2 separate regions of the Mus musculus genome follow, and region 1 is linked to region 2. A link is a loop called in an ENCODE intact Hi-C map of the cell type or tissue named here. Cell type or tissue: gastrocnemius. All regions are shown on one strand. Each heading gives the region's core, and the rest is flanking DNA. Links, peaks and the distances in the headings are about the cores only.

Region 1 (16,949 bases), core at 4,837-9,836, 320 kb before region 2:
TTTGAATAAAAATGGTCCCCAAAAGCCTCATAAGGAGTGGCACTATTAAGAGGTGTGGCCTCATTGGAGTAGCTGTGGCCGTTAAAGTGTGCCATTGAGGGTAGGCTTTGAGGTTTCAGAAGCTCATGCCAGGTCCACTGTCACTCTCTTCCTGCTTCCAGTCAATTCAGATGTAGAACTCTGGGTTCCCTCTCCAGCACCATGTCTGCCTGAGTGCTTTCTGCCATCACGATAATGGACTAAACCTCTGAAACGGAAACTGTAAGCCAGCCCCAATTAACTGTTTCCTAATGAAGAGTTACCACAATCATAGCAGTAGAAACCCTAAGACAGCCTCTTTCTGACCCACCTCGGGGATGCAGATGTGTGCAGAGCCAAGGCAGGTGGAGAACTCAAAGGCTGGTTCAGAGGGAGACCATTGGGGTGAGTGTGGGGAAGCTAGAGAGTCCAGCAGTGGTTTCTCCAGGGTCTGGGCAGGAGGTGGATGACTATACTAGCCTGGCAAGAAAGGTCTGTAGAGCTTAGGACAGGGGTGGAGCTATGGGGCTAGGGCATATGGAGGTAATAGTGCAGCGAAGAAAAGAGGTAGTGTCCTGGCTGGCTCCTCAGGGCACTGCTGGCAAAGCCTGTGGCGCATCGGGGGTGAGAATGACGGAACGTACCACTGCTGCCCTGGGTCAAGCTCTAGCTCCTTTCCTAAGCGGCTACCCATCCACCCGCCCCTGGCTGCCCATCCCCAACCCCTGCCATCACCCTGCTGTCACCCTATGGCAGAGGTCCTGCTCACCAGCTGTCAGGGAGGTGACACTTCCTGTCTGGGTGTCCACAGCAAACAGGTCCTTAAACAGAGGGGAGACTACTTGTAGCACCACATCCAACAGCCCTCTGGGGCCTGCCCCTATTTCCTTTCTACTGGCTTAGGGCCACTTTGGCCTATGGTGATGGCTACTCTGTGAAACAAGAAGAACCCTGGATCTAGATTCAGTTCCTTCACAACGTGCCGGATACACCCAGGCAAGGAACGGAAGGATAGGAGAACAAATAATGCCATACCCAAAGGACCATGGGACATGCCAGCACATCATCCCTAAGGACCCATCCAGGCTCCATCAACTGTCACTATAAAGTGTTCAGGGACTGCCCAAGGCTTGGGCCTCTTCTGTGGGGCAGCAGAGCATTTGGCCCCCTTGAGGAACAGCAAGTCCAGCAGAAAAGACTTCAAGGGCTCAGCTAATTCTTTCTGGCTCGGCTCCTCTAGGGCCGTGCACGCCCTCTGCCCCAGGTCCTAAACTCCTCGGCAGACCGTCAGAGGGCAGACGTTGTTGATGCTACCTCCTGACACAATCAGGGGCTTTTACCTGCCGACTGCGCTGGACCGAGTCGAAGACCACTCTCTGGCTGTCAGCTGACCAGCATCCCAAAGGAAGGAGGCTGCAGTAGATCCCAGAGAAGCTCTCTGCAAAGACAGAAACACTGAAGCTGCATCTAAGAGTGGAGGCCTGAGGGATCGAGAAGATGAGGTTGGGGAATTCACACAGGGCCCCTGAAATCTGTAGTAGAATCACAGTCCTAGACATGAGGGTACCCTTGGCAGTGGGGAGTTTACCGAGTAGAAGGTGAAGGGGGCGGGAGGAGAGGCTTCTGAGGACCCATAGAGGCAGAGCTGGAAAGCTCAGGCGGCAAACGTGACGCTTTCCTATTGGTTGCTCCCTTTGGGTCTTGGCAACATTAAGTGCCTTAACCTTATATAGAACGTGTTTGTCCACCGCAGTGCAGAGCACAGCAGCTCACACGGGAGCTTGGAGGGGGGACATAACCACCCCGTCCACAAGTGAAGAAACAAGCTCATGGAGGCCAGGGCACTGACCCTGGACACATGACTAACGGGCAGAGCCGAGGTTAGACTACGTCCCTACTATCGAGTCCTTGTAAACCAAAAGTGTAACTAAGGATCAAGTGCAGGGCTTCGCACATGCTAGCCTTGTGCTTGACCACTGAGCTGCATTCCAGCTGTATCCCTGCAACTTTGTGCACTGGACCTGCTCACTGGACCCTTGGACCTTTCTGGGTGGCTTGAGAAAAGAAAACTTTCATCCCTGTGTCCTTAGGATGCCCCTAGACTGCAGGCAGAGCTGCAAGTACCTGATGTTGAGAAAGGAGCCTCAGAGCTACCTTTCCGGAGGACCAGCTGACTTAGACTGGACAAAGGTTGCTGGGGTGGCGTGGGGTTGAACACAGAGTAACACAGAGCCTGCAGCCCCAAGGCTTCTCAGGCATAATATTCCAAACTAACATATTTCCTGAGACTCATCCCAAGCCAATTTGAGCTACTCTGACCTTAGTTTTGGTCTAGCCAAAAACTCTCAGACTATTACCCATAGTAGCATCTTCTGTCTCTGTTGGGCCTGGGCACAGGGCTGCAGTAACAAGGAGAGAGTCCTCCAAAGGAACTCAGGAAGGAGGGACAGATAGCACTATTACAGACTCCACTGATGAGCCAGGCACCTCTTACCTCCCAGCTGCCGAGGTACAATGTCCACCACCAATGAGGTGACCTTGGTGTACCAGTCATACTGCAAGAGAACAAAATGGTCAAACCCACCAGGCCATGGACCTCAGGGCACAGAACTCTGTTATCTATCCCTTTGGGTGACTACTTAGGAGAGATGGGGGCTAATTTACCTCTTTTATGGGAGCCTGGACTTGTCTCAGATAGGCATGTCCCTTGGCTTTTCACCCAGAGCTCTCCTTGTGCAGGGGATGGACTCTATATAACCCCCAACTCTGCCCCTGCTCCTTGTAGAGCCCGGCTACTTGGAGACGTGAACTAAGACGCGCGAGCATCTCTGTGGCTGGAGGACCCCTTGAGGTGGTGAGCCCTGAGAGTACCCAAGCTTCCAGGACTTACCTTGAAGGGTCAGGCCACTGGTCCACGGAGGACAGGAGAGGGCCCCGAGGGGGGAGATGACACCATCCCTTTAGCCCTCATTCCCCATCAAGAGCTAACCGTCCTCCCACCCCACCCACTTCAGCTCACCAGGAAGAGCTGGCTGCACTGGTGATGAGGGGCTAGAGATGGGTACTGCAGGTAGACGACGCGACACTGGTCTGGGCTCAGCCGAGGAGAGCAGACAGCCAGGGACTCATCCGAGAGTAGTTCTAGGCCACAGAAATATGAGTATCACATAGACCAGGGAAGACTAACAGTCAGGAAAGCACGTGCGGACGCCAGACACTTACCACACTTCCCCCCGCTCAGGTCCACATAGTACAGGGCTGACCTGGAAAGGTCAGAGAGACACTCAGCTCTATGGTCAGCTGGGCCGTAAGGGCCCTCTGGTCTGCCTGCTTTCTCACCTGCGATTGGTGCAGTAGCGGATACCTAGCCGGAAGGGTTCGTGCCACCAGCCCACAAACACCACACCCGTGTCTCCAGGGGCCCAGAAAGCCTGCAAACAAAACCACAAAGTAGGTATGAGCAAGACGTAATCGCTCAAGCAGGGGACCCCGACTCCAGAAGGGGCAAAGGCCATGTTGCTGCTGACCTGACCAGGGGACACATTTTCAGGGACGCCCTCAAGCACGGAGATGTTACCACTCTCGATATCCAGCACGCAGAGCACAGGGATGCTTTTGGAAACCATAGTTTCTCCCCAGTCTTCATAAAATACAAACTGGTCCCCCTGAGAACAGAGGACACTCAATGCCCAGGGTGCCTACAGAACCCTGACCTGCCTCCTAGACACTAGGGCCTCCCAGGTCCACCGGATGTAGGGCAGGGCTGCCCGGCAGGGCCTGTGTGGCCCGGCCACACCACAAGCACCTTGATGGCCTGGTCTGGCTTCTTCGGCCTGGCCATCTCCTCATCACTGGCACTGACGTCCAAGGCTTTGGTTTGAAAGAAGGACTCAGCTTTGGGACGCTTCTTCTCCGCCACATACAACAAGTGCGTCTCTGAGTGTGACCAGGAGAGGCAGCCAAAGCAGTCTGCATGCAGGGAGGGACGGTTAGGGGGAGCCCAATGCTATAGCTGCCCCTTCTGCCCACCCCTCCTGCTTACCAGCCAGGCGCCTCACCATCTTCATACACAGGCCCATGCTTCTCCAGTGCAGACAGGTTGAAACTCTTGAGCTTGCGGTTCTTCTCCCAGACCTGAAGATACCTGGGCATCAGGCTGCTTGCCCCTCCACAGGGCTTCACTTGTGGCACTAAGTGACCGGCTGGCTGCCACCTCATCCTTGCAAACTCACCTCCAAGAACTGTTTTTCCTCTCCCGAGACTGCACCTCCAGCCTTGCGCAGCACTGCTTTCATGGTGCCTGAAGGAGACTCTCTGCTCAGCAGCCTGAGAACAGGGGTTGCAGGTCAGGAAGGTGCCAAGTCGTCCCCCCCAACAGCCTTGTGCTGGCCCCCTTACTGGTCACAACCTCTTAGCTGAGTCTCTGTCTCTGTCTGTCTGTCTGTCTCTCTCTCCTTTCTTTATAAGCCCTTTTAGGTCTGGCGTTATAAAATCAGAATTGGCCGCACAGGAGGCTATCTCCCAGCTAACTGGGACTCTGAAATCATACCAGCCCATGAAGCACTCCCAGCCTCAAGCTGGCTGGCCTTTTTTCTCTTCCTTAGGTTACTGACTCGACTGTCTCCAGAGTCCTAGGGACCTAGGCCCTAGTTTAGAAGAAGCTCCTAGTATTTATCAGGCCATGTCTCCAGAGACCAGACAAGCTCTCAGGGGTCAGGCACCTTGCTCTTTGCTCCCCTGAAGCCACCCAAAGTTGTCCCTGAAGGGGATAGGCACAGAGCACAACACCCTAAGGACACATGGCGACATTTATGAAAGGCTAGCAAGGCAGGTGGCTGCGGTCTTGTCTACAGACTGCTCCTGTCACACTTACTCCCCCCGGGTTTCCACACTGTTGCCCGCAGGCCCGGCAAACACCACCGAGTCTCCATCATGGAACACTAGGTACTGGCGGCAGAATCGGATGTTCTCCATTCGATCCAAGTCCCTCTGAGTCCACTCTGCAAGGGAGGCAGGGGGCTGCTCAACTTGTCTGGGCCAGTTTGGACCACTGCCCACCAATCAAGGCCTATCTTTCCCAGTCTGTCTCCGGACAGCCTGAGTATAGCCTGGACAACACTTCACTTAATATAACCTAAGCCTAGGCTCCCAGAGCCTGAGCTGACGGTCAGAGAGAACCCACTACCAACCACAGAATTTTAAGGGCAACATAGCTGTTGTTGGGTTGTAGAATGTAAGGGCCGGAGAGTCCTGCGAGGCCCACACCTTGCACTCAGGTCTGAATTTTACTCCCACACCTTCAACTCATTTACGGAATTATTTATCAGTAAGGCTAGTGCAGCCCCCAAAACACCTGTGCGCAGGAACTACAGTTGGGTTTCCTCCCCAAACCCGTGTCAAGCAGCGTGCCCTCCACAGTCCCCATCTCTCCACCTGGATGCACGGCCCGTCGCCACCCAGTTCCCTCGGTCTACACACCAGTGTGCACAGTCCGATAGAGGCCCCCATACTGCGTGGTGACCTCCGGGCCCAGGCAGGCGGCGCTCAGCGAAGGCTGGCGGCTAAGGCCCCGGTACAGCGCTGCCGCCTCCTGGGGCTCACTCAGCAGCACCTGCGCAGGGGACACACCAGGGTCAGGCTCAGCCCGGGCTACGGAGGCCACGGGGGCCACGGGCCGAGCCCTCACCTGACGCTCCATAGTCGGTCTTTCGGTAGCAGCTAAGTCCCGGAAGTGAAGCTCCGGGGGCGGGGCCTAAGGCGGTCCCCAGTTTCCGCTACACTCAGTGGCGACCTGGGACCCGCAGGGCCCTGTATAAGCTCCGGCCAGTCGGCAGGGGGCGGGGCCTGGATAGTAAGAAGGCGGGGCCTACGAAGGAGCCGCCCGGAGGGGAGGAGCGGGAAACAAAAATTCAGTCGAAGACTAGGCAAGTGGGAGGCAGAATCAGGGAGTCGAGTCCTGGGATTTTTAGAGAGGGGAGGCTCCGAGGAGTGAGGGCGGACGTATAGCAGCAGAATACAGAGCCGGTGTTCAGAGACAGGGCAGGTCTGGGAGGAGTGAAGGAAGTAGGATTGGACTCCAGCCGACTGTGAGCTGAAAGCTGCGGGATCAGAGAGAAAGCCCTGAGCGTTCGAAGGGTGGGGCTTCGGAGGAACACTAATGATCCTTAAGGATGAGGGGGCGGGGGCGGGGGCGGGGACGGGTGGGAACCGAATACAGAGACTAGCGGGTCTGTGAAAGCGGAATGTTGCGGGGCGCCTCAGTCGCAGGGATCTCTTTCAGCGCTCTCCCCATCTACTGCAAGCCAGGCGATTAGGAGTGGGAAACTTAGGTTCCCGGGTGGAGCCCTGGGGCGCCGGGCAAAGGGCGGTGCTGAACTCTCTGGGTGCTACCCTGGCTTATCAATCACCAGACTTGCCCCTAAAGCTATCTGTTGCCACAGCCTTAACCCGCCCTTCTCAGAAGCTCCTTGCTGCGGATCGTGAGCCGACTGGGTCTCAACCTACTCCAAGGGCCGATGTGGAGGGTCAGACTTCACCTAAGAGCAGCGAGCGTGCTGTGGAAAGAAGAGCCTAGGCAGACAGTCTCCTGCACACGACACAGGACTAGGTTGACTTAGGTGACAGCAGAGAGCAAGAGTGGTTGGGCAACAGTAGGTATCTCCCCCTCCTCCATATAGCTTGAGAGTGGCTGGTCTTTTAGACCAGCTATGGGCCCCCTTGAATGAGTGCTTTCTTTCTTACTTGAGGCAAAATTGATACTCTTTAATCTCTGTTTCTTATTTTCTAGTGCTGCTTAACTTATATTTGTTTAGTTTCTCTACGTAGTTCTGGCCTCAAACTCACAGAGACCCACCTATCTCTGTCTCCCAAGAGCTGGGATTAAATGTGTGGGCTATGATATCCAGCTTGAACTATTCTTGACTATACTAAGGATTAAAGTCTCAGCCATGGGGGACTGGGGGGGGGGGGGGAGTTTCGAACAAGGTAGGCAGATGTAAAGCTTGTTTGATAGCACCAGGGGGCAGCACTTGCCCATCTAGCTCCTGGGAACCAGGATCCTGAAAACTGTCTGGTGGCTTAGGACAAGCCTTTGCACCTTCCTGGAGGGTCATGTTTGAATGGCTTGGTGTTGACTCCGCCTCAATTGTGCCAACATTTCTGAAATTTTGCTCTTTCTCATTTTTTTCTTTAATCGTGGAGAATACTGTCACAAACGTTGGCATCTACCTGTTTGGCTAAGTGTTCCCACTTCAGAAATCACCCCGAGACTGTCTGAAGGTTGTTTATATCAAGTCCTTTTATTCTGATACCACAGAAATACCTTGTCACAGTACAGGGGAGGGACACTGAAGTACCACGAGTTCTCACAGAGCACAGGAGGACGGCACACAATTCACAAGGTCATGTGGAGGACTCGGGTCATTGCACTTACAATGTAAACTTGTTTGTTTGACTTTGTACAGCACTCTCCCCCCTCACAGAGAGAAGGAGAGAGAGGGGAGGAGGAGGGGAGGGAAAGCAAAAACAAGACATAGAAGCTAGAGGGAGAAAATGTAGATGGCCACCACTCTCTAGGGTACCACACTTGAGAGGAATTGATTTGACCCCAGAGGCTGAATGAGACTCGTGCACACACGCACAAACACACACACACACTCACACATACATACATACATACACACACACACACACACACACACACACTCATGTACATGTGCTTACACATACAGTATCTCATGACTTCTATGGCTCTCCAGTGCCACCCGGTGCACATGGTAGCAGGGTGCTGGCACCCAGGGAGACAGAGATGGCATCTCCAGAGAGTTTCATTTGATTATATATGTCCCTCCGGCCCTGATGGAGTCCATGATGACACATTATTTACAGCAAGGGAGGAGAAGGGCTATTGGGCAGGACTGTACTCTCACGGACAAGGACCTGCCTGGAAAACTCCCCAGAGGCTCCAGCATACAGACCAGAATTGCTGCCCTGGCTGTTCTTTCAGTGTGGGCCCTGAGACTGTTCACCCTGCCCAAAGAACAGGAAGAAGATGGTGCGAGGACCATCCCTATGAAGTGAGTGTGTTGAGGCCTTGCGTGGGCAGAGGAGGGTGCCCTTGCTTATGACACTAAGAGGGGAGAAAATGGAGGTCTGGGCTCTACACAGAGTCAACATAAGGGCCAGGGATACCTATGGCCTAGAAGACTCCTGCAGTCATATTCACAGAAGGGCAAAGATCTGTCCTGTGGGCACAGCCAGGGATAGAGTAGCAGATATCAGAAATGTCAGAAAAGAAATGTGCTGTAAAGTTAATACTTTAGAGCCTAGGGGTCAGCCAGAGACTGACCCGTGGACACCCTGCCTGCCCTCATCCCCTAGTCTAGCCCCTTGACTCTGAGAGGAAAGGAATACAGTCATGGTCCCAGGTATCTAGACCCTGGGCACATCCTGTACACACCTGGGCCTGGGAGTTCCTCAAAGAGGGCCTTCTTCAGCCCTTTTAGCGATGGCCCCATATAGCCCAAGTTTGATCTCTGAGATATTCCATAGTGTGAAGAAAGCTAAATCCCGGGAACTCGGGCTCTTAAGTCCAACACAGCTTGAAGTGTCCCAACCACAGCTGCCGATGGTGGGACAGGATCCCACACTAAAGGATTTATAAGCCTTGTAAAAATGCATGAGAAACGTGAACCCCTGAGAAATGCATGGTATACACCAAAGCTCTCTGGAGGCAGGCCAGACTTTAGGGGTCAGGCAGGTACTGTCTGCCCTACTCCTGGGCCAGTGAGGGAGATGCTGACAACAGTGTGATACTTATGCCTCAGAGGAGGCAAGTCCTGGGGCAGATGTGGAGAGGGTTACACCAACCCTTCAGTAAGTTTTGCTCTTGAGAGACCTTCTGGGCTCAGTTTGAAGCTGTTATTTATGTGAACAGTTTTTTCCTGAATGATATTTTCAGCCATAGCCAGCTCCTTCTGGGTACCTTATGACCCCTGGCTCCACTCCAGATAGATCTCTTGGCTCACAATCCTTTAAGCTTCTTCATCACAAAGGAGAGACATAGAGCAGAGTCAGTCAAGATCTGGGAATCATAGGGCACAGCCAGGATCCCTTGGCTTCTGCCTCTCCACAGATGTGCCCCAAGCTTTGCCCTTGAGCAGTACCCCACTGGGAAGATGTGACCAGTTTCTTTTGGCTCAGGCCTGGGATAGGAGGAAAAATGATATACAAGTAGAAATCCTACAGCAAACCCACAGAATGTCCATACACATGCATCCTGTGCGGGCTCCCCTCTCTGTCTAGTCTAAGGTTTGTTTTTATCTGCTATTGTACACAGATAAAAACTGCAAGGTGTCTGGGGCCTCACTGCCTGCTCCCTGGCCTGGCAAATGTAGGCAGTTCTGGCAGGTCTTTACTAGCGTGTCCCAAAGTCAGGGAGAAGCGCTCCTAAAGGAGAGGTTTGGAGGCGAAAAGAACTCCAAGCAAGAGGTCGGGCATTTAAAATGAATGAAATCGTGCAAAGAAGCTTCGAGCCGTGCATGCTCCAGTGCCAGACAGGCGGCGACTCACCTGGCAAGCAGCGAGTCCTGCCACAGGTCAAACATGCCACAGACTTAAAATTTACACATGCACACCTGCACACGCGCATACACACACACACACACACACACACGCACGCACGCACGCACGCACGCACACACGCACTCACGCTCTCCATTTCTCTCTCACACACACAGAATGTGGGGACAAGGATTGGGTTGGGGTGATGGTATGAGCAGATAGAGCTATCCAGTTTCTCAACTGCATGTTTGCAATTAACTCCTTATATGTAACACGGAATTTATTAAATATTAACAGTTGTCTTTGAGGGTTTATATTTCATTGCATAGAACATTAGAGATGAGACTTGTGGCTGGGCCCGAGATGAAGGGAGGCCTCCCAGGGAAGGGCTTTGGGGAGGCATGTAGCCCAGTCCACGAGGTGAATGGACGGTGTTATACTCCCCTTACCTCACAGGTCTCTGAAGCTCTCCCTTGGCTCCTCTGCTCTGAGCACACCCACTGCTGATGGCTTAAGAAGACAGTAAACAGGCGGGCTGAGGAGCCTCCCTAGACCTCGCCCTGGGTTTGTGCTCTTGGTGGCCTGCTGCCCGCTATTGCTTCTAAATCAACGTTTCTCCCTGTGCTGAGCAGGGGCAGAGCAGAGAGGAAACCAAACCATCAGTCACGAGGTTGCGGGGTGGGGGTGGGGTGGGGGAGAGACAAAGGGATAAAAGCAAAGAAAAGAAAGGGAGAGAAAGAAAAATAAAACAACAACAACAAAAAAATGTTCATGAGGTATACATGTAAATCAAACTGGAATGATTAAGGCTGTTCCTGAAATCAAAAGAAATCCTCAGGTGTAGAGATGAGGAGCCGAGGAGCCGGCTGGTCGAGACAATGGCGGTGCTGCTGGGGTGCTCACAATGGCTGGGGGGATGGCTTTAAGGTGATGGCAGGCATGCCTAGTTACGCTGCCATCCACGGGCTGGGAGAAGCCTCAGCCGGTGCCCACGCTGCGTTTCGGTGCTATGGCCTCTTGTTTCAGCGATGAGACAGTGTTAGGGTCCTAATGTTTGTAAAGTTCTCCCAAACCCATGCTGGCCATGTGGACGTCTGCTCCAGTGTCACCCCCAGAGCAGGGTGACGAGGGCAAGGCCTTATGGCCACACAGGGATCCGGGCCAGCTGGAATGTGAAGGAATCGGAGCCCAGGGCCCCAGCCCTCAGTCAAAGCCCCTCTCCAAGGCTGTGGAAAAAACTTCTGGCATCTTAGAGGAGGGCAGTGTGCACCCAAACTCTGTGTATAACGCATTGGAAGCCTGGTGGCCAGGCCACAGGAGGCTGCGGGAAGAGCAGCAGACAGCAACAGCAGCAACCGCGTTCTGGTGAGGAGGGCTCCTCGCTCCCAAGGACGGCTGGCCTGAGTAAGGCAGGGTCTCTTGAAAGACATGAAAGGTCCCCCAAGCCAATGGTCCCATTGGTCCGGCAGATGCTTCACCTAGGTCGCTGCTGTGAGAACACATGTCATTCTCATGCTTGGTTGAGGCCTGCCTGCTGGGGCCCGCCTGCTGGGAATCTTTGGGCCAAAGGTTTGCCAGCTTGTAGATGCTTTGAAAAGAGAAGGAGAGAGGGAGAGAAGGAAGAAGGGTTTGTTGTTGTGAACCCTGGTCATAGTTTGCCACCCTCCTTACATTGCTCCTAGGCACTGCCATGTGATGGCCAGTTTCTGCTTCACCCAGAAGATTGCATTCCGTCAAGGCATAGAGAGGTTAGCATCTGCGCAGGTTAAAGACTGATCGGGAGAAGGGAGAGCCAGACCTCCAGGAAAAGACCTCCCTTCTTCCTGTGCCATTTGAGACAGCAGGGCTTCATTACATCACCCAAAGTGACACCAGAGCGACCCTCTAGTCACTTAGCCTACGGCACAGGCATGTGCCGTGTCCAACTTCTTTTATGATTGTGTGTATATATTATATGATTGTGTATATATATTACATGATTGTGTGTATATATTATATGATTGTGTGTGTATATATTATATGATTGTGTGTATATATTATATGATTGTGTGTATATGTTATATGATTGTGTGTATATATTATATGATTGTGTGTATATATTATATGATTGTGTGTATATGTTATATGATTGTGTGTATATATTATATGATTATGTGTATATATTATATGATTGTGTGTATATGTTATATGATTGTGTGTATATGTTATATGATTGTGTGTATATATTATATGATTGTGTGTATATATTATATGATTGTGTGTATATATTATATGATTGTGTGTATATATTATATGATTGTGTGTATATATACACCTGCACGTGGGGGTCAGAGGGTAAAGCGCAGGAGGTGGTTCTCCCTTCCACCATTTGGAGTCTAGGATTTAAACTCGGACTTTCAGGCTTTGGCAACAAACACCTTTAACCACTGAGCCATCTTGCTGGCCCTTTGACATTTATTTTGTAAGTGTATAGGAAGCCAGGTATGACAGTGGACACCCATAACCCTAGCCTTAAGTAATGGAGGGAGGAAACTCACTACAAGTTCACGGTTAGCTTGATCTCTATATATTGAGTTACAGATCGGTCAGTCCTACAAATGAGACCCAGTCTCAAAAAACAAACAAACAAAACCAAGAAGAGTGAGGGAGATGGGGTTTTGTTTCAAAAGACAAACATCTCCTAGCTCATGTCTGAAACTGACATGAAGGACACCAGGAGAGGGACATATGGAGCAGCTTTGACCACCTAGCCCAAATGTTGGCCAAGTGCCAGAATCAGGCAGCTCTTAGCTACAGAGTCACGGTCCCAGTGGCCTGCCCACATGATGGCAAGATGTGGCCCAAAGCACAGGTGTGCTGCCTTTTCTTCCTCGTAGTTCTCTGGCCCCAAACTCAGGGTGGGTGCTGTCCTGGACCCGAGCCGTGGGCTGTCCCTCCCCATCTCCCCTAAATACCACTTGAGATTTTATGTATGTTCCAGGGCACACCAAGAAACTGTCCAGCTGAGAGGGAGGATGACAGGGCATCCACTGCCTGACAGCAAAGGCAGGGAGCATGCTGTCAGGCAGCACTCAGATGGTGTCAGCACTGGGGTGGCTGTCACTAGCAGAAAGCCCAAGGTCTTCACTTTGGCCTATTGTACCTGCCTAAAATAGCACTGGTCACTGCTACTCTGCCACGGCCGAGCTGTGTTCCTCTCTGCCTGTCTCTGAGGCCGACCAGTTCCCCTCAGCATCAGAAGCGCGGCTGGCACCCTGCTTTCCCGTGCCTCCAGCTCTGACTACTTTCTCTAGGGCAGCTCCAGCTGCTGCAGAAACCCTGCTGCACATTTGCCATCAGAAAATCCTTTTGCCAGGCAGTGGTGGTGCACGCCTTTAATCCCAGCACTTGGGAGGCAGAGGCAGGCAGATCCCTGAGTTCAAGGCCAGCCTGGTCTACAGAGTGAGTTCTAGGACAGCCAGGGCTACACAGAGAAACCCTGTCTCGAAAACAAACAAACAAACAAACAAAATTCCTTTCAAATTAGTTTTTAATTACTTTATTTACTTACTTTTGTGGGGGGTTGTTTATTTTGTTTTGTTGTTGTTGTTGTTGTTTTGCTTTGAGGCACAGTTTCTCTGTGTAGCCCTGGCTGTCCTGGAACTCGCTCTGTAGACCAGGTTGGCCTTAAATTCACAGAGAACCACCTGCCTCTGCCTTCAAGTGCTGGGGTCAAAGGCGTGCATTACCAGTCATGCAGATGTTTTATTTTGGAACTTATTTACTCTTTGTCTCCCTTAGTGGACTGTTGACTCAAAAGGACGGGAACTCGGTTTTGACTGCTATTGTGTCCCCAAGGACTAAAACAGGATTGGGCACATATCTGGGGCTAGATCAGCATTTGTTGAATAAGTGGATGAGAGACTGAGCCTTTTCAGTGCCTCCGTGCCTCTGAAAAGACTGGCAGCCCTTGGTACCCACACACAGCTTCCTCTCTACCACGAGCAGATAAGTAAGGGCTCTGGTGCTCTAAGGCTCCCTTAAAGTGAACTGCTTACTGACTACTATCCTGGACCTGGGCCATGGGCTGTCCCTCCCCCACCTCCCCTGAGTAGCACCTGAGATGTTATGGCTGCCCACATATCTCCATATGCTTAACTCGAGAGCAGGAAAAAGAGCTGGAGACGAGAGGCCTCAGGGAGATGGCGAGATGGGTCATTCTTGGCTGTGCAAAGAGCAACTTCAACAACTAGGCTACTCTCCCCAATTCTAAATGAGGGATGTCCTCTTCTGTCCACAGAGGCAGGGCCAAGACCAGGACTGGGGCAGGCTCTGAGAGGGAGCATCCCATCTCCCCTGGCCACTACAATCTAGGAAGAGGGGGTACCTATCCTGTACCTTCCTGTTCTCTCACTGGGCTGCCCTGGAGTTGGACTGACTAGCTGACCAGTGACTGCTTTTCCTGTGTCCCTTTTCTGTGTTCCTCTCTCCCTTCTTCACCCTTTCGCCTTGTGAGCCGCAAGTGCAACCTGTGAACCCAAAAATCTCTTCACTTCATGCCCAAAGCTCTGTGTTCTGCTGGGTTTGGATACACCAGCACCGGACATCGATGTCTCCAATACAAGCCATAGTCTGCCCTGTCTTTCAGGACGACTTTGAACTCAGTGTCCAGAATACAGACCTGAAGTTGTAGGGGTACAACAGGTGTCAATGGCCCCTTTCCCAAGTCAGGATGGCTGACTCATTTACCATCATGCCAGCTAGCACACTGTTTCTGAGGGGGGCCGCTAGGCCCATCCCAGCTGAAAGAAGCATACCAGGTCCTTTTTAGTTCATACTTCCAGGAATGGGGTCCCTTCACCCACTTCTTTGGTTTACCTTAATCTGGTCCTGACACTCACCGTTATACGCAGAGTCCAGAGCTGCGCCCAGGCCTTTGACTCCAGAGATTTTTCCACAGCAATGAGATTGTCTTTCTTCAGGTCTTCAGGAGCCTGTGGAACGTTACAGAGGAAGGTGATGGATTTCTGCAGCATTGTCCCCTACATGCAAGCCAAGGTGTCCCATCACTCTGAGAGCACGGCAGAAGACTAGGGTGGTGAGAAAGGCAAGAGGGACATCAGCCCTGGCTTTCTCTTGCGGGGGACAATGTGGCCCATGCCTGAATCTGTGTGAGTTCAAGGATGGCCTGGTCTACACAGTGACTGCTCTCCTGAGCCAGCCCATGTCTTAGACTCTGTGCAGTGTCTCACACTCCCAGGAGAGTGCACCGTAGCTCTCACTGTGCAATCTACTATAGACTGGACCCTTCCCAGAGGACTCCCCAGCCACGAGTAACTCAGGCCTCTCCCAATATGGCAGGCACAGGTACTCACCCTTCTGGACACAATCACCAGAATGAGGAAAATTTTTTGCCAAAAGCAGAGACAGCTGTGACATAGAAAACAGAGAGAGAGATGTCAGTGATTGGATCAGACTCCTCCTAGTCGGGGCCATTGGTCAAGGTGAGGCTCAAGGGATAAGGGGGACCTAGAAAACACTGGGTACCAGCAGGCGGTCTGTGTCACGGTGGCTTGACCTGGAATCACCCCCATATCCCCAACCTCCACAAAGAAACATCCACTCAGTGTGGACCTGACCCCAGGCAGCAAATACCTTCTGTCAGCTTTCCAGCTTGTTCTGCTGCCCCACCAGGGAGGATCTTAGAGAATACACTCTCTCCTTCTGCCCCTGGCTGACTAGCGGGAGCCCCTGGGGTCCCTCCAGGCCTGGCTCCAGGCTTCGCCCCTGTAGGAAAGAAAGCATTATGAACAAACCTGTGCTTGATCGTTCAGGGTATGAGGGGAGGAGGGAGCCTGAACTCAGGTAACCTGGGAGGTAGAAGGTCGGGGCTAGAGAAATAAAAGTAGGAAGAGGAGACCAAGAGGAGAAAGGCTGGAAGGAAGCAGGAGGTAAAAAAGGCTAAAGGGAAGAGAGAGGAGAAGAGATAGCAAGCAGGGGAAAGGAGGGAAGTGGAAGGAAGAAGGAAGGAAGGGAGGAAGAAGGAAGGAAGGAAGGAAGGAAGGAAGGAAGGAAAGAAGGAAGGAACGAACTGTGGCTCAGCTGGGCATGGTGGCCCATGCCTTTAATCCCAGCATTCTATAGTCAGAGGCAGGTGGATCTCTGAGGTTCAAGGCTGGCCTGGTCTACACAGTGAGTTCCAGGCCAGCCGAGGCTATACAGTAAGACCCTGTTTCAATAAACAAACAAACGAACGAACGAACAAATGAACGAAAGAACAAGAAAAGAAAAGGCTCTGGCCCTTGCTCCCCAGTGCTCGCCTAGGATAGTTCCCTGGGCCCTCACTGGCCCAGCCTCATTTTCTGGTAAGAGATCTGCAGCCTACTGGGTGTTCATGGGGGATTAGTGAGCATATGCCCGCGGGGGTGGGATGGGGTCGGGAGGTGAGTACAGTGGTATAGGGAGAGATTGCTCTGAGTACTCTGGGCACAGCTCACCTGCAGGTCCAGGTCCTGGAGTTGTCTGCGCCTGAGGAGCCCGTCCCTGCTGGGGCGCTTTGGCTGCGGGTGGTTTAGAGCTGCTGGCCTGCTCTGCACGTGGCTGTAACACAGAACCCGCGGCTGAGATCCTGCTCACCCCCACCCCCACCCGGAAGCCACAGGACATCCAGACTTCAGTTGTTGCAGCTGCCCTAGGGAGTGGCTAACTCACCGGTCCTGCTGGCTGGGGCCCTGGGGCTGTGGTGGGGCCTGGCTGAGGTTTCCCCGCTGGTTGGCTGGCAGCAGGGGCTGTGCCCCGGGTGGTTGGCTGGCTCTGAGGCTGTAGCCGAGCCTGGGATGGAGCCTGCTGGGGGGCTTGTTGCCCAAGACCCTGCTGTTGCTGCTGCTGCTGTTGCTGCTGTTGTGTCTGTGGCTGACGTGATGCTGTGCCCGAGGGTGTCTGCCTGGATGATGGTGGCTGCGACTGCTGCGGTCCTGGAGCCGCCTGCCGACCTTGCATCTGTGGCTGAGCCTGGGTGTCTGCCTTTGGCTGCAGTGCAGAAGGCCCAGTGTGGGCCTGCCGGGAGCCCTTTTTGCTCTCAGAGGCATGGTGGTATGCTGACGGAGCCCGGGACGACTGTGAATAATCAGCAGAGCTGGGGTACCCGGGCTGACCCTTCTTCTGCATGGCAGGGGCAGGGCTGGCCTGAGGGTGAGGTCGGGCCTCGTGGCGACCCATGTCCCGAGCGTGCGGTTTGGCAGCCCGCCGTCCTGGCTCCTCACCAGCGTGGCGGCCTGAGTGCCTCCCGTGGTCACTGTGGTGCCGGTGTTCCTTGGCTGAGGTATGCCGGCCTGGACCACCCTCATCATGAGGCCATAGGCCCTCCTCAGGGGGCTCATCGTAGTCATGGT
Region 2 (5,000 bases), core at 1-5,000:
GGGGCATATAAAGTTTGCAAGTCCAATGGGCCTCTCTTTCCAGTGATGGCCTACTATCTTTTGATACATATGCAGCTAGAGTCAAATGCTCCGGGATACTGGTTAGTTCACATTGTTGTTCCACCTATAGGGTTGCAGATCCCTTTAGCTCCTTGGGTACTTTCTCTAGCTCCTCCATTGGGGGCCCTGTGATCCATCCAATAGCTGACTGTGAGCATCCACTTCTGTGTTTGCTAGGCCCCGTCTTTGTTTTTTTCAAGACAGGGTTTCTCTGTGTGGCCTTGGCTGTCCTGGAACTCACTCTGTAGACCAGGCTGGCTTTCAACTCAGAGATCTCCCTGCCTCTGACTCTTGAGCCCTGGGATTAAAAGCATGCACCACCACCACCACCTGGCAATAAATATATTTTTAAAATTTTTCATTCGGTTTTGTTTTGTTGAGACAGGGTCTCACTCTGTAACCCAGGCTGGTTTTCGGTTCCCCATGCAGCCAAGGCTCCTTAAGCTCCTGACCCTCCTGAGTTGGCTGTCTGCCTGAAGCAGTAGTGGGTAGAGGCAGTACTTACAGGAGGTAGAACCGAGTGAAAACAAGTCAGAGCACTGGGGATGTTTCCTTACACTCACGGAATACCGAGACCCTAATCCTTTAATTTCTCTCTCCTTTCCAGAACAATGAGCTGGACAGACCTCCTTCACCACATGCTCTCATCAGGAAGCATTGTTCCCACAGACATCCGTAAGCTCAAATACTTGAAGCCAAAACAAACTTTCACTTCTTTTTGTTGTTGGTTTGTTTGTTTGTTTGTTTTCTAAGATAGGATCTCTCTGTATAGCCCTGGCTGTCCTGGAACTCACCTGTAGACCAGGCTGGCCTCAAACCCAGAGATCTATCTGCCTCTGGAGGGCTGGAATTGAAGGCATAAGCCAACACCACTGCCACCCTACACACCATCACTTCTTATAAAGCAATGGAAAGCTAAAAGAGTCCGTGACTGGGGCACCCACAGACGAGTTACTCCATCACATCACACAAGGAAGCACCCTCACTTGCCTGTTCTCAGCACTGCTACTTGTGAGGGTAACAGTTCTCGCTCTAAGCTATCTAAACATTCACAGTTGCCCCATGTGCTGATGCCCAGGTTGGAAGTCAGTGGATAAACAGAACAATGCTTCTTCTTTTCAGACAGATGGAAATTATTTGATGAGCCATGCAAAGGCATTGATTTTCGTAAATGTGAATGAGCTGACAGATTAGCTTAAAATAAAAAAATAAACAAATGCAAACAAGTACAGATGCACATGCATCTATTTTCTTAGAGAATAGTAATTCTAGAGCCCTGTCTAGCTAGGGAGAATAGTGTGTTGGCGTTTATAAAGGCATCCATCTACATGTAAATCACGTAATTGGTGGGGGAGGGGATCTTGCAAACAGCGCTCTATAACTGGCATTAAGACCAAGGCTGCCTCATCACAAAACAACACTCACTGAAACCAAGGCAGTGAGAAGAACAGCAGGTGACAGGAGTATTTCTAACTTCTAAGGAGGAGTGTGTCTACATAGAGCACAGTGGGCAAGCCATGTGAGACTCGGGAGGCTGCTGATTCATCTCAGCCATGTGGTGAGAAGGCTGGCAGAGCTACCCTGAGACAGCAAGTACTGAGGAGAGGATCAGTACTTCATAGGAGCCATCGTGGGATCCAAGTGTTGGCATGGGCTACTGAGAGCTCGGTGTAACTCCCGCTCTTCCAGACGATCTGGGTTTGATTCCCAGCACTTACAAAGCATGGCGGTTCACGACTCTCTGTATACCAGTCCTAGGGAACCCATTCATATTCTAAAAGTCTGAACTACTTAGGTGATGTTCTGTAATATATACTTTTAGCCTGGTCATTTAGAAGTTCCAAGCCAGCCAGTGCTACATAGACAAACATTTTTTCCAAAGAAATAAAATAAAAAATTGCACTAAAGTTTGCAAGCCAGGTGTGGTGAAACATGCCTTTGATTCCAGCAGCTGGGAGGCAGAGGTAGCCAGCCTGGTGGTGAGTTCCAAGCCGGCAAGGGCTATATAGAGAGATGCCGTGCCTCAAACCAAACAAAAAACAAATGAAACAAATCCCAAAAGTGTCATCACATAGCAGTGGGCTCCATTATGCAGGTCTCATTTTATGCACTTACCTTATCATGAACAATATGAAATCACCCTGAAAACCTGGCTAGGGTCAGAAAGTTCACATTCATGGCTCACCAGTGCCCTCTGCTGCTAACACTAACCTTGAGACACTGACAAAAATTTAAAAAACAGAAATGAACAAAAAATCATGGGACACTCACAAGTCTTGGCTATGGTCTCCACAGAATCTAAAATAGACTGGCTTCTAGAGCTGAGATTTTCCTCAGTCTTTTCCACAGATGTCTGCAACTAAGAAACAAAATTAAGAATCACATGGTGACTGGAGAATTGGTCAGAGGTTAGGAGCACTGTCTGCTTTTCTAAAATATTGGGCTTTAATTCCCAGCACCCAAAACATAGAAGCTCACAACTGTCTATAACTCCAACTTCAGGGGATACAATGACTTCTTCTGCCCTCCAAGGACACTGCGCACACGGTTCGTGGACATACATACAGACAAAACACCCTTTACATAAAATAAACTTAAATTTTAAAAAAGAAAAGAAAAAAAAAGCACCATCCATTCTGTGTCACTGACGTGGAGAATTGTCGTTTAAGGTAAAGCAGGAAACGGCTGCCCTCTGCCTGCGCTACACAACACTCTGGCCCTCTGACCTGAGCTGAACTTACCTTGTTAATGACTTCTGGAAAATGAGAAACAAAGCTGTGCAGGGTCTCACTAGAGTTGAGAGGGGAAAAGGAGAAGAGAATAAATCCTTGTGCCCTACTGAAAAAACACAGATAACTAAGTTGGAGAACTTAGTTATCTGCCTGGGAAAGCTTGGTTGTCCAGCCCCAGCCCTAAGGACCTGCATTACAATGTGAATCCCGTTCTCTTCCTTCCATCCTGCGGCTGCCTTCCCCCCTCTGCTTTTAAGATTTATTTATCACGTGTGTATAAATGTTTTGTCTGTTGTATGTCTCTGTGTACCATATGCAGGCCTGGTGCCCAAGAAGGTCAGGAGAAGTTGTTGGTTCTCCTGGAACCGGAGTTAAGGACATTTGTGAACCACCATGTAGGTGCTGAGAACCAAACCGGAGTCCTCTGCAAGAACAATTAGTGCTAAGGCAGCTTTCCAGCTCTTTTTTCTGACTTTTTGAGACAGGTTATTGTACATATCTTATCTGCCCTGCTATTTGCTATAGCACCCAGGCAGGGAAAGTGAATAGACAGATATGATAATTAAAATAATAGGATATGGTAGTGTCCCCTTTAACCTCAGCAATTAGTAGGTAAAAGCAGGTGGATTTCTGTGAGTTCAAGGCGAGCCTGGCCTAGAGAGTTCCTGGCCAACCACAGCCACATATCACTGTGTCTCAAAACAAGCAAACAAAACTGTGTAAATACACAAAATAGTTTAAATTACAACATTTGTACTTTTTAGTCTAAAAACTTTAATTTACATATAATGTGTGTTCATGCACAATGCACAGCACTCATAGAGGCTGTGCGAAACGTGAGATGTCAGCTCTCTTCTTCAGCCATCAAGATTCTGGGGATTCAAGTCATCTTGTCAGCAAGTATTTCCACCCACTGAGCTATCAAATGCAAATGGTCCCTGACTCTTTTTGATTATATTAATTAGAATTTGTGTGTGTGTGTGTGTGTGTGTGTGTGTGTGTGAGAGAGAGAGAGAGAGAGAGAGAGAGAGAGAGAGCCCTAGAGAGGAGAGCCCTTCTTGCGAGCAGGAGCTGCAAACACTCTTAACTGCTGAGCCATCTCTTCAGATGCAGACAATTCCTGACAATGCTCCTGCCTCAGCCTTCTAAATTCAGAGGATTTGGGGGGGAAAGCCACAATGTCTGGTTTTAAATTTTCTTTGTTTTTGTTTGTTTGTTTGGTTGGTTGGTTTGGTTTAGTTTGTTTTGGTTTGCTTTGGTTTCTCAAGACAGGGTTTCTCTGTGTAACAGTCCTGGAAGCTGTCCTGGAACTCTCTTTGTAGACCAGGCTAACCTCAAACTCACAGAGATCTGCCTGTCTCTTTGGGAGGTGTGAGACACCATGCCTGGCCTGGCTTACAGTTTTATTTTATGTGTATGAGTGTTTTGCCTATGTATATACTCCATGTGTATGCCTGGTGCTCCCAGAGTCCAGAAGAGGGCATCAGATCCTCTGGAACTGAAGATATCAATGATTGTAAGCCACCATGTTAGTACTGGAAATTGAACCCAGGTCCTCTGGAAGAGCTCCCTATTTCTAGGGGAATTATTTAGAACAGTACTTGAGAGGCAGAGGCAGGTGGATCTCTTGAGGCTAGCCTGGTCTATAGAATGAGTACCAGAACAGCCAGGGATACACAAAGAAACCCTGTTTGAAGAAACAAAACAAACAACTGGTTTACAGTTATTATTAGCTGTCATGAGTGCTGAGAACGAAAGAATGAAAGAAAGAAAGAAAGAAAGAAAGAAAGAAAGAAAGAAAGAAAGAAAAAGAGAGAGAGAAAGAAAAAGAGAGAGAGAAAGAAAGAAAGAGAGAGAGAAAGAAAAGAAAAGAAAAGAAAAGAAAAGGAAAGAGAAGAGAAGAGAAGAGAAGAGAAGAGAAGAGAAGAGAAGAGAAGAGAAGAGAAGAGAAGAGTAGAGAAAAAGAAATTCTGTCCACATCCAGGTGTTCATGGTAGCTCATGCCTTCTGTCCCAGCACCAGGAAAGTCAGAGTAGAGGCAGTTGAATCTCTGGCAATTGCAAGCCAGCCTTGTCTGTACAGTGAAACATCTCAAACTAGATGATCTGAGAAATAAAATCTGGAAGGAAAACATTTAGACAGAAGCAATATAACATTACTTGAATTTTGCATTTTTCAAAAATATATTTTTTGACTTCCAGAGACAAA

Evidence for each region. Hi-C counts contacts between places; a loop is a spot of excess contacts. Peaks named below come from ENCODE experiments on the same cell type or tissue, not always from the same donor. Only the 100,000 strongest peaks of a DNase experiment are listed, where the experiment ranks them.
Region 1: it touches region 2 in a loop (2.1-fold over the local background); 2 of 42 quality-filtered maps call a loop at or near these places.

The regions. Positions count from the first base shown.
Region 1 is chr9:108,088,731-108,105,679 of GRCm38, forward strand. It overlaps Apeh (acylpeptide hydrolase), which reads right to left and starts at 5,750. Exons shown (of 22, transcript NM_146226.2): 1 at 5,705-5,750; 2 at 5,497-5,629; 3 at 4,892-5,018; 4 at 4,251-4,344; 5 at 4,077-4,152; 6 at 3,824-3,987; 7 at 3,546-3,683; 8 at 3,358-3,449; 9 at 3,241-3,281; 10 at 3,038-3,159; 11 at 2,513-2,573; 12 at 1,359-1,456; 13 at 788-839. The coding sequence starts at 5,716. It overlaps Bsn (bassoon), which reads right to left. Exons shown (of 12, transcript NM_007567.2): 7 at 16,270-16,949; 8 at 16,056-16,158; 9 at 15,214-15,345; 10 at 14,934-14,988; 11 at 14,460-14,552; 12 at 7,292-11,167. The coding sequence ends at 14,948. In gastrocnemius, for the core only: CTCF peaks have their summits at 5,828 and 7,047 (motif pointing right); DNase peaks (open chromatin) are centred at 5,042, 5,824, 6,356 and 7,057; H3K4me3 peaks cover 2,120 bases; H3K27ac peaks cover 2,439 bases.
Region 2 is chr9:108,410,162-108,415,161 of GRCm38, forward strand. It overlaps Iho1 (interactor of HORMAD1 1), which reads right to left. Exons shown (of 8, transcript NM_001135198.2): 5 at 2,802-2,850; 6 at 2,332-2,419. It also overlaps a transcript of 1700102P08Rik not described here. Among named protein-coding and RNA genes, the nearest start is that of Iho1, 19 kb to the right of the region's middle. In gastrocnemius, for the core only: a CTCF peak has its summit at 2,261 (motif pointing left); no DNase peak of the experiment used is centred there.